Regions from separate parts of the Homo sapiens genome. Here region 1 is linked to region 2. Evidence: chromatin loops called from intact Hi-C (ENCODE). Cell type or tissue: PC-9. All regions are shown on one strand. Each heading gives the region's core, and the rest is flanking DNA. Links, peaks and the distances in the headings are about the cores only. Region 1 overlaps HIVEP3 (HIVEP zinc finger 3). Region 2 overlaps HIVEP3 (HIVEP zinc finger 3).

Region 1 (5,374 bases), core at 110-5,109, 100 kb before region 2:
AAATGCCAAGGAGCTCATCCCTTTTATTATTGTTATTTCAGCTGCAGGAAACCCAAATCTTTATAGATTTCCCCTTGCAGTGGATCTTCTGTGATCTATTCTTCACTGACAGTGGACACATAAAAATGGATGTGGAGGCACATAACTGTGTCCACATGTAACTGCACATAACTGACTAGGCAGAATGCTGGGCTGTTGGGTTGTCTGCAGAGTAGGATGCTGGCCTTTTTGTGGGTGTGATGTCAGGAGCTTATTTTGCCATACAGTGAATCCATGAAATCATGGACTCTCCATGTTGGAAGCTCAGGTATCAAAACCACTCCTTCTGGCTGGGTGCGGTGGCTCATGCCTGTAATCCCTGCACTTTGGGAGGTGGACCACATGAGGATCAGGAGTTTAAGACCAGCCTGGCCAACATGGTGAAACCCCATCTCTACTAAAAATAAAAAATTAGCCAGGCATGGTGGTGAGCACCTGTAGTCCCAGCTACTTGGGAGGCTGAGGCAGGAGAATCGTTTGAACCCAGGAGGTGGAGGTTGCAGTGAGCCGAGATCGCGCCACTGCACTCCAGCCTGGGCGACAGAGTAAGACTCCATCTCAAAAAAACAAAAAAACAAAAACACAAACAAACAAACAAAAAACACTCCTTCCATCCTCTTAGAGCCTTGAGGTGATCTGAAAGAAGAATGCAAGGCTGTTTTTGGCAACTCAGGAGTTTTGTTTAGATTCTGAAGCCAACAGCTCTGCTAGAAAGAACAGCATAGTGTCTGAAGTCCCTCTTAAGGGAGTATATTGCCATTCAAATTTATATGCTCCGCAGAAATGTCTTCTTCCACAAAGACTAAGAGGAGAGACTTTTGATGTTTGTCTTGTATCCAGAATATGATGGACGAATGGATGGAGGGAGGGAGGGAGTTTGTTTCAAAATATTCATGTTTCAACACCAGAAAACAGAATGTGATGTGGCTATTCAGTTTACCAAAAATAGTAAATAAGGATACTTGTGGCTGGGTGCGGTGGGTCACGCCTGTAATTCCAGCACTTTGGGAGACCGAGGAGGGAGGATTGCTTGAGCCCAGGATTTCAAGACCAGCCTGGGCAACATCGTGAAACCCCATCTCAACAAAAAATACAAAAAGAAAAAATTAGCCAGTTGTGGTGGCACATGCCTGTAGTCCCAGCTACTTAGGAAGCTGAGGTGGGAGGATCACTTGAGTCCAGGAGATCGAGGCTGCAGTGAGCCAAGGTCATGCCACTGCACTCCAGCCTAGTGACAGAGTGAGGCCCAGTCTCAAAAAATAAATAAATAAATAAATAAATAAATAAATAAATAAAATAAAAGATGCTTGTGAAAACTTAAGTGAAAATTCACACATGACTTTAATTAGAAGCAGTGATCCTAAGATCTCATCTTACTCTAAAATGTATTATTTAATCATCCTGTGAATTGAGCAACTCCTTTTATTGGGAAAGATGTGATTTATTTTCTATTTCTGAGTAATCTGCACAGATAGCCCTAGGAGTTCCATAATATGTATGGCCCAGGATTTATTGATTACAAGCCTTTCTGAAATATGTGTATGTAAAAGTATTTCTGGAAAATCGAAATATCTTCTAAGTACTTGCCCATTATGTGCCTGAATTCTTTCTCACAAAATGATGTTTAATTAGAAGCTAGAGTCCTTTAACACTTTAAACTCAAATCATTTTTATTCTTCAAATTTTCAAAGCATTCTTTCTTCCCAGTGCATCAGTCAGCTTGTGCTATAGAAAAAACAACCCACTATGTTAATAACTTATGAAAATAAACATGTATTTTCTTACTCACATGATGTGAGGATGGTGGCATCTCTGGGCTCTGAAGGCCCCGTATGCCTTCCTATTCAGGGACCTTGGCAGAAGGTGCAGCCAAACCCGAGACACGCTGTTCTCTTGTTGCAGAGGCAGGTGCAGGAGTGACTGTCCTGAACCTCACAATCACTAGAAACAGCTTTGCCTCAGACCCAGCACACAGCACATCCCCTCTCATCTCATTGGAAAGTGTCATATGGTCAAGTCCAAAGCCAGAAGCATCTGCTCCTAGGATGCTCAGGCAGGTCACATGACAATGGGCAAGAGTGTTACATTTAACTCAGGCCTACTGAATCTTTGCCAGTAGCATTGATTTTGTCTTTAATTGACAAATCTCATTCACAAAGACTTGTCCTTCATCTGTGACATGTTCTAATTTTATCTATTTTAGAATTCTTAACTCTACCTAGTATAAAATTTTCTATTTAACTGACTAAAAGCTGGAGAATGGAGACAGCCCTTAACCAGAAGTCAGATGACTTTGGCTTAAGCCTAGCTCAACTCAGCATCACCAGGCAACCTCGGGCAGTTTTTACTTTCTCTGGGCCTCAGCTTTCTCATCTGTGCACATCAGAGGAGGTAACAGTACAAGAGTGCTTAGGAAGGAATGAAGCACCAGAGGAATAGATGGTTGTTAGAGATGACATTCCAAGCATTTACCAATTGGCTGAAGTGGATGTGTGCCAGAGCACCAAAACAGCATCTTGGAGGCCTCAGTTAAAATTCTTTAGATACTGGATTCCGGGAGGGTGTCTGGGAAGAAGGAGCCAGGGCAGCGTTTGAGGATGCTCAGAGCGGTGGCTGATTACCAAGTGGTACAGAGGCATTTCAGCACTTTCACAACCAGTACAGTCATTTCAGCACATCCCTACTGAACGCCATCCCTGTGTGATGTTTTTATTCACATTCCTGCAGATGAGGAAAGGCAGCCTTGCCCAGCAGAGAGAATATTGAACTGCGAATCACAAGACCTGAGTTCTGGGCTTAGTTCCACCAGTCACTTGGCAAGTGACTTCACTCTTGTGTGCTCCAGTTTCTCTACCTGTGGAATGCAGTAAATAGTCCACACCTTCCAAAGCTGGCATTTAGATGAAATGGGGCCTTGTGAGGGAAGCACCCAGCACAGCATCTGGCTGACCAGTAGGTGTTTCCTGAATCTACATCTGAACTTGATCATATTGTTTGGGTCCTAGCCCTGCCACTTACTGATTCCATGAACCTGTTTCCTGTAAACTCCATAAAATGGGTCAATCTGTGGGGCATATGCAGTGCACATACAGTGTTCAGAACAGTGCCTGGTAGACAGTAAGTACACAAATGGGTCCTATTTTATTTATTTATTTATTTTTTTGATACAGAGTCTCACTCTGTCACCCCGGTTGGAGTGCAGTGGCACTATCTCGGCTCACTGCAACCTGTCCCAGGTTCAAGCGATTCTCCTACCTCAGCCTCCTGAGTAGCTGGGATTATAGGCACCTGCCACCACACCCGGGTAATTTTTGTATTTTTAGTAGAGATGGGGTTTTGCCATGTTGGCCAGGCTGGTCTTGAACGCCTGACCTCAAGTGATCCACCTACCTCGGCCTCCCAAAGTGCTGGGATTACAGGCATGAGCCACCGTGCCTGGCCCTATTTTATTCTTTGTTTGTTCTCTGTTGTCACTGATCTCCACATCGGGTCTGCTGAAACCATGCCGATGGCTTCTTCCACCTTTTTCTTCACTGTTAGCTTCTGATGGCTGCCACCTCCTTCCCTCTTCTGTTGTTCTTTGTTCCTTTCCCTGCCACCTCTCCCGTGCATCATAGTATTAGCTTTGAGAGCTCTGATGCATTTGGCTGCAAGTGCCAGAAAACCCACCTGCAGCTGGCTTAACCTGTGTGGAAATGTGCCTGTCATGCACCAGGAAGGAGGGCACATCTCATGTCCCCAAAAAGCCATGAAGAGATTAGTTCATCCCAGCTCTCGTTCTCCTCTCAGCAGGATTCCACATGATTAGAAGATGGAAGGTGTTGACGGCAAATGGGACTGAATGTGGCCCTGTTCATGCCCAAGTGTAGATTTCCTGGTGTATAGAGGAATCCTGGTGCAAAGAGTGAATGCACAACCCTGGGTGCCTTTTTAGTGGCTTCTGGTAAGAGTGACCACTAGAACCAGGAGGTCAAGCATGGCCTACTTGAGGTGGCATCACTCGCGGCAGCAGCTGCAGGTAGAGGCCGCTCGTGGCAAGTGGGAGTCTCTGAAAAACCCAAACTGGACCCAAGAGAGGGAGAGTCAGCTTAAGAACCTGCCAGGGACTGGGTGCGGTGGCTCACGCCTGTAATCCCAGCACTTTTGGAGGCCAAGGCGGGCGGATCACGAGATCAGGAATTTGAGACCAGCCTGGCTAACACGGTGAAACCCCATCTCTACTAAAAATACAAAAAAATTAGCCGGGCATGGTGGCATGTGCTTGTAGTTCCAGCTACTTGGGAGACTGAGGAGAATCGCTTGAACCTGGGAGGCAGAGGTTGCAGTGAGCCAAGATTACACCACTGCACTCCAGCCTGGGCGACAGAGTGAGACTCCATCTCAAAAAACAAAACAAAACAAAAAAACCTGCCAAGCCCCGAGAGTACTGTCAGTTCCTGAGAGCAACAGTCAAATCCAACTCCTCCTGCTTCCTTACCCCTTCCAGCCCCTCCTGCCAAAACCACAAAGCAGCCAGCGGCAGCCCAGCAAGGAGGGGTAGACACGCGGGGCAGGGAGGAGAGGAGAGAAGAGGTCAACCTAAACTGCTTTCCCATTGCAGGGGCCAGCTTGAGGCAGGCCTGAGCTCCGGAGGAGAGAAGCTTTAATTTGGCTAAAGTTTAACTTCTTTTCTCCTATTATTATTACTCCAGGTCAGCCTTATTAATTACTAAATTGAAACTGTTTTACAGGTACAAGTGACCAGAGGATTATTTTTTAGTAAATTAATTTTTTGGGGGTGGGGGGAGGTGGGGAGGTAAGGTCTTCACAGACCAACTTTTAGAAACAGCAATTGAAATTATTTTTTGAAATAATCTTCTATTTATAAGGGAGGTGCAAAGATGGTACCTCTAGAGCAGGATTTCTCAACCAATTTTATTTTCATCATTGCTCCACTCCCACCCCAGGAGTCTGTTTAGGTGTTTATTTCTATGATTTTTCTCCCATAAAATTTTAGTCCCACAGATATGCTGGATATCTATTTATGTACTGTGGCCCTTTAGAGGGCCACAAACCATTGTGATTTTTTTTTTCTACCCAACAGACAATTTTCTCCCCTTGGGGGAGAAATGCCCCGTTGACAATGCATGCTCTAGAGAGTTCTGGTGTACCTTTCACCCTGTCTCCCCTAATGTAGCCATCTTACAAAGCTACTGTGGTAGGTGTGTCAGAACTAAGAAATTAACATTAGCACAACAGCATCCCGGAACAGGATCCAATCCAGGATTGCACATTGCATTTGGGGGTGGGGGTCATACCTCCTTAGTGTCCTGCATTCTGTGACAGTTAGTCTTTT
Region 2 (5,374 bases), core at 162-5,161:
AACATACATGTCACTCTCATCTGACAAGACTGCACACATAAATAAAAGTTACAAATGCTGCTACTTGAGAGGCTCTGGAGAGGAGATGCCTGGTGCTGGGGAATGTGCACAGGGCCTGGTTTAGTTGGGGGCAGGGGAGGGCTTCCCTGAGGAGGTGACATGCAAGGGGAAATGGAAAGGTTGAAGAGGAGTCCGCTGGATGTGGAAGGGATGTACGAGCAGAGTGTCCCAGGCACAGACACAGCATGTACAAAGGCCCTGAGGCAGGGGGCACCGAAAGAAGACCCTACGCCCCAGGTGGATCGAGGGGGAGATGTGGCAGGAGGGGCAGGTGGGGTCACTGAAGCAGGCCTTGGACACCATGTGGAAGAATTTGGCCTTTGTCTTAATAGCAGAAGGAAGCCATTGAGAGGATTTAAGCAGGACAGGCATGGGGCACACAGGGGTACGGATTAAAGCCTGGAGTCAAGGACATTTGGGGTACCTGTGGGGGGACAGGGACACCCATGGGAGGATGGTTCTATAAATGAGAAGCCAGCAGAAGGCCTCTGAGGGGCTTTCTAGGCTGCCTGTGCCAGCATTTTAAGAATTCCATGGCTGTGAAAATGGGGTGCAGAGGATGGGACCTGTGTGGGGGAAAAGGGGAGTCCCTGTTCTGTTCCAATAAGTGTGGACTAAAGATGAGCTGTTTTCTTTACCCGCCCCTCTCAGGGCTTTGTGCATTGCTGTGTACACTGGGGAGCTCCAAGGTGACTGTGGAATAGGCAGTGTTTTCCCAACGTAATTGACCATGGGAAAGGCTGCAGACAAAGGGACTCCTCAGAGGTGCTTGTGTGGAAAGGCGGCTGGATGTGATCTCAGCGTGAGGATTCCATCCTGGTGGCCGGCAGCCGGGTGGGGCTGGGATAACCCTGGACAAAGGACACCTGTGAATAGGCCATTATAGGAAACCCATCGACGGGCAGATCTACTGCAAACTCTACGGAGGGGTCCTGGGTACGGGGCAGGGAGGAAGTTCCAGAGCTGGGAGTCTCTCACCTTCTCTGTCCTCATTCCTCTGCCCTTTCTCCTTTTCCCCTGGTTCCTGCCCTGAGAATCCCACGTCCTTGAAATACTCCAGGTTCCAGTCAGCACCCTGAGAGCTCTGGACAGGCTGTAAGCATGAATGCCACTGAACAGGATGAAGCATCGCCAGAATGAATACATTCGTGGGAAGGCCATCCCTTGTGTCCACAAAACAGTGGCATGGGTGGGGAATGGAAGAAAGAGAAGGGGAGGATGTAGTGGTTCCTTGATGCCTCCTTCCTCTTCACCCATTGATTTGTTTAATGATCATTTAACAAACATCAGGCACTGGACTGGGCATTGGAGACCTGGCGGGGCATGAGACAGACTCAGGGCCAGCTTTCCCGACACGGGGATTATGTCTGGGTGACATTCAATTCTCCTGACAAACCTGCTTCTGGCTTCATCTGACAAGCCCCTCTGGGGAGGTCGGCCCCAGCCAGCTGGGTTTAGGGAAATGCCCCGCCCTGGTGTCAGAGAGGCAGGGGTTAGAAACGCAGCTGTGCATCATCAAAGCTCTCTGTGCCTGTTTCCTTTTCTGCAGAAGAAAGACAACCCCACCTTCTGCACGGGCTGGGGTGGGGGTTCAGGGAGGTCCCACACTCCTGGCACCTAACGTGATGCTTTTAACGAACTGGCTTTTTGTTCTCATCCTCTCTCTTCACCACCAGGACTTGGCCAGGAAATTTCTGATGGTTTGGTTTTTCCCAAACTGAACATTTTATCCCTTCTTCCCTAGCTCAACAGCATGTGCAATTTAGACTCACAACCAAACTTGATTTATTCATACTTAGGGAGTCCTCAAAAATACCCTGCCAGATAAACCTTCAAGCTTGAGAAGCTAACACAATCTTGAAAGAAAAAAAATGCTTAGAGTTCAAGAAATTGGACTCAGGCTCGCGGTTTTGGTTTGTTTCAAGCAGTGAGATACAGTGAGGAGAAGCTCTGGGTGTGTAACCAGGAAATCCAGGTCGTGGTCTGGTGCACTGCCTGTAAGCTAAGCCGAGCAGCCAGCCCTCCTCAGCCTCAGCCTCCCCTCCTATGAAATGGGGGTAATAACCTTTTCCTCCTGTGGCTGCTGGGGAAACTGAGTGAGGTTCAAAAGCAATAATGAACTGAAAATGCTGTCTGCCTCTCCTGAGCTACTCAACATCTTCTCTATAAAGTACTTAAAGGTCCTCCTGGGAAACTTGCATTCTCTCACTGCCTCTTTGCACCTGAGACCACCCATCTGGCCTCTGGGAGACCCCAGTCGTTCCTGACCCAGCTGTTTGGCTCCAACTGTCCTGTGGTTAGAGCAGCTAGCCGGCTGTTCCAGGAAGTCTCTTTCTCAGGCTGGGCCCCTAGGGAGGGAGCTGAGCCCCATTTGGTGGGGGAGAAGACAAGGCCTGGGGAGGGGGCAGGGGGACCGCCAGCCTGGGAGAAGCTGTGCCGTATTTTTCAAATAACTCCATGTCCACAAAGCTAAAAATGTGGCCTGGCTTTACATATTTTATACATGTGTATATTCCCGGTACATTTCCTTCTAATTTTTAAAACCATACGTAACGTCAGGGACATTTAATCCATATGGTTCTGATTCCTTAACACTTAAATCATCCAAATGTTGTTTTGTAGAATCTATTTGCAAATCTCTTTACGTAAGTGTTTAACTCATTCTTTCTCAAGGGAATCCAGGCATGGTCCCTGGCTGAGTCTTCCTCCTCTTTCACTCTCCTCACTCCCCACCTGAACTGGCCAGATGTCTTGACTGCCTCTGGCCTGGGCATCACTGCTCAAGCCCTGCCCTCAAGGCTGGGGGAACCTGGTGGGAGAGGACTGAGAGGCAGACGGCCTCCACTCTACCACTTCCTGGCTGTGTGATCAATCACAAATTAAGCTCATCAAACCCTTTTCTTCACCTGTAAAAAGGGATAAATAATAAACATCTTCCAGGATTGTTGGGGGATAAAGCAAGGTGATGTGTAGAAAGTCCTTAGCTCAGAGAACAGGGCTTGCCGCCCACAAACAGAAAGGTAGGGAGAGGCACGTGGGACTGCAGAGTCATTCTTGAGGAATCTTGAGATAACAGCCCCAGGGCAGAGAAGCTGAGGCCGGAGAAGCAAAAGAACACTGCCCATGGGAACTGGGGATTCAGACAAGGACCAAGCAGTGGCTGCAGCGGTCAGAAGGGTGGGAGGTGATGGGCCTGATGCCAGGAGATGTGTGGGCAGAGCTCAGGTGGGGGTCTGGGAGGGGAGTGAGTATCCACAGTGTACTCTGCACATGGGGCCTGCCCCACATGTGCCAGGGAGGTGGGGAGGGCCCCAAAGGACCTGGCAAACCATGGAGGAAGTCAACAGGGAAAGTGGCTCTCCCAGGTGAGAGGGGCATGGGCTTCCCACCTGGAAGTCTTCCACAGCCATCTGTCAGAGCACACTCATGCGCTAAGGGCCCCCATAGACTCTCCCACCTGCAGATACAACCCCAACTGCTTAGCCTGGAGTTGTGGCCCAACTCAACTGCACCCAGCCCCTGCCCAATCCCCACCAGGGTCTCCCCACTTTCTTCTCCCTCCCTTCAGGCCATTCTCCAACTTTCATATTCTTTTCAGCTGTTTCCCCTGCCTCCATAGCTTTTCCTGGCTTTTCCACTGATAAATACCTACCCACTCTTCAAAATCCAACTCAAAACTCATCTCCTCTGACAAGCTTTCCTGGGAAGATTTGCAAACAACTGGTCCTTCCTTTGTGCTCTCCTAGTCTTAGTCTGACTGGGCCGTACTCACCTGGGATGAATTCTTCGGGGTCTGCGCTGGGAGCTGTGGGTGTGGGGATGGATAAAAGCCACTCCTGTCCAGGAGGTCCCCTGTTCTGCGTGAGGCGGAGCCTCATTTGACCTGTGGCTTTCTGAGAAGGCAGAGTGGGACTCCAAGATGGAAGCTATAGGACTCTGTAGATGTCAGTGTGAGATGGGAGCTCAGCTAGGAGGACACAGGATGGCCAGGGTGGCACAGCTCCTGAGGCCTTCCCCATGGCAGGGCCTATTGGTCAGCTCTGATCTGGACACCACCAGTGCCTGCCCCCGAGAGCAGGATTCGTTTCTCCGGCAATTCCAGAAGGAGCAAATCCCAGACAGAGCTGCATCTCTGGGACGGAAGAGCAGATGCTCAGTCTAAAATTAGGCTGCTAACTGCGACTTCATCTAGGCTTCGGAGCGGATCTGCTTCTTGCATCTGCCAGTGTGTAGCAGAGGAAAGGCGAAGCCCCTGCCTCCCTGTCGAGGCTGGGCAGTGATGGTGATAGCCAGCTGGGGGCCCAGCGTTCTACAGTCTACCTGTGGTGCTTTCCTGGGCTCAACTTCATTAACTCCTCACAAGTCCCCTGAGAGGGAGGCTTAGGAGAGGCAGGGTGGGGAGGGGCCTGTCCCCCACCCGCAGGAGCTGCCTTTGCTTGGGGGTGTCTGGTTGAAGCAGAAAGGGATGATAATCAGGGAAAATTTCTTCCCACCTCTTCTTTGTCTACCGTTCCCACCTCCATTCAGGCATCCTCTGGCTCTCCTATTATCTGCCTGAGCAGGCCCCACACTCCAGGAAGGGTAGAATCTGTTGGAGGCCTCTGTGTGGGCCTTCTTTTATCTCTCTGAAAGCCACAGCTCTCACGGTGGCCTGCCAGGCCCTGTGTAATATGCCCGACGCAGGGCCTTTGCACTGGTTGCCCCTTTGCCTATAAAGGCCTTTCCTAGTAACTGCGTGGCTTAATTCTTCCCCTGCTTCAAGTTGCTGCTCAAATGCCACCTTCTCAATGAGGCTGACTCTAACCACCCTATTTAAACTTGTGACTCATCTCCCACCCCTGCATTCCTGGTTCCCTTACTCTGTTCTGCCTTGTTGCCATAGTCCATACCTCCTGCTAATATGCTCTATAGTTTACTTACTTATTCTGTTTCTTGTTTACTGTCTGTCTCTTTCCCCTAGAACATAAGTTCCATGGGGCAGAGATTTTTGTTCATTTTGTTCACTGATGCACTCTAAGTCCCTAGAACAGGGCCCAGCCAATAGTGGCTGAACATGTGTTACAGAGTGCATGAATTCAGGGGGGATGGAGGCACCTGGGCTCAGGGCAGCATCCTGTTTTTGCTAAACATGGGCCATGGCTGCTCCAGAGAAAGCCAATGCCCTGGAGATAGGGTCCTTCTGCTGGAACTGCTTCTAGGTCCTCTCTGGGCCTCTGTTTGCTCATCTATTAACTGGGGCTGATGGTCCCTGCCCTGCCCCTCACAGAGCCTTGGGATCACACCCATGAGGACATGGGTGTGATTATGCCCCAAA

Evidence for each region. Peaks named below come from ENCODE experiments on the same cell type or tissue, not always from the same donor. Only the 100,000 strongest peaks of a DNase experiment are listed, where the experiment ranks them.
Region 1: a loop joins it to region 2, with 4 times the contacts of the local background. A loop is called at or near these places in 12 of 110 quality-filtered maps.

Annotation. Positions count from the first base shown.
Region 1 is chr1:41,770,734-41,776,107 of GRCh38, reverse strand. All of the region lies in intron 1 of HIVEP3 (HIVEP zinc finger 3), which reads left to right. Among named protein-coding and RNA genes, the nearest start is that of HIVEP3, 150 kb to the left of the region's middle. In PC-9, for the core only: CTCF peaks have their summits at 2,990 and 3,197; a DNase peak (open chromatin) is centred at 2,837.
Region 2 is chr1:41,670,191-41,675,564 of GRCh38, reverse strand. The region is part of intron 2 of HIVEP3 (HIVEP zinc finger 3); the gene reads left to right. Among named protein-coding and RNA genes, the nearest start is that of EDN2, 190 kb to the right of the region's middle. RefSeq lists enhancers at 2,378-2,967, 4,150-4,740. In PC-9, for the core only: no CTCF peak of the experiment used is centred there; DNase peaks (open chromatin) are centred at 3,114 and 4,814; H3K27ac peaks cover 2,883 bases.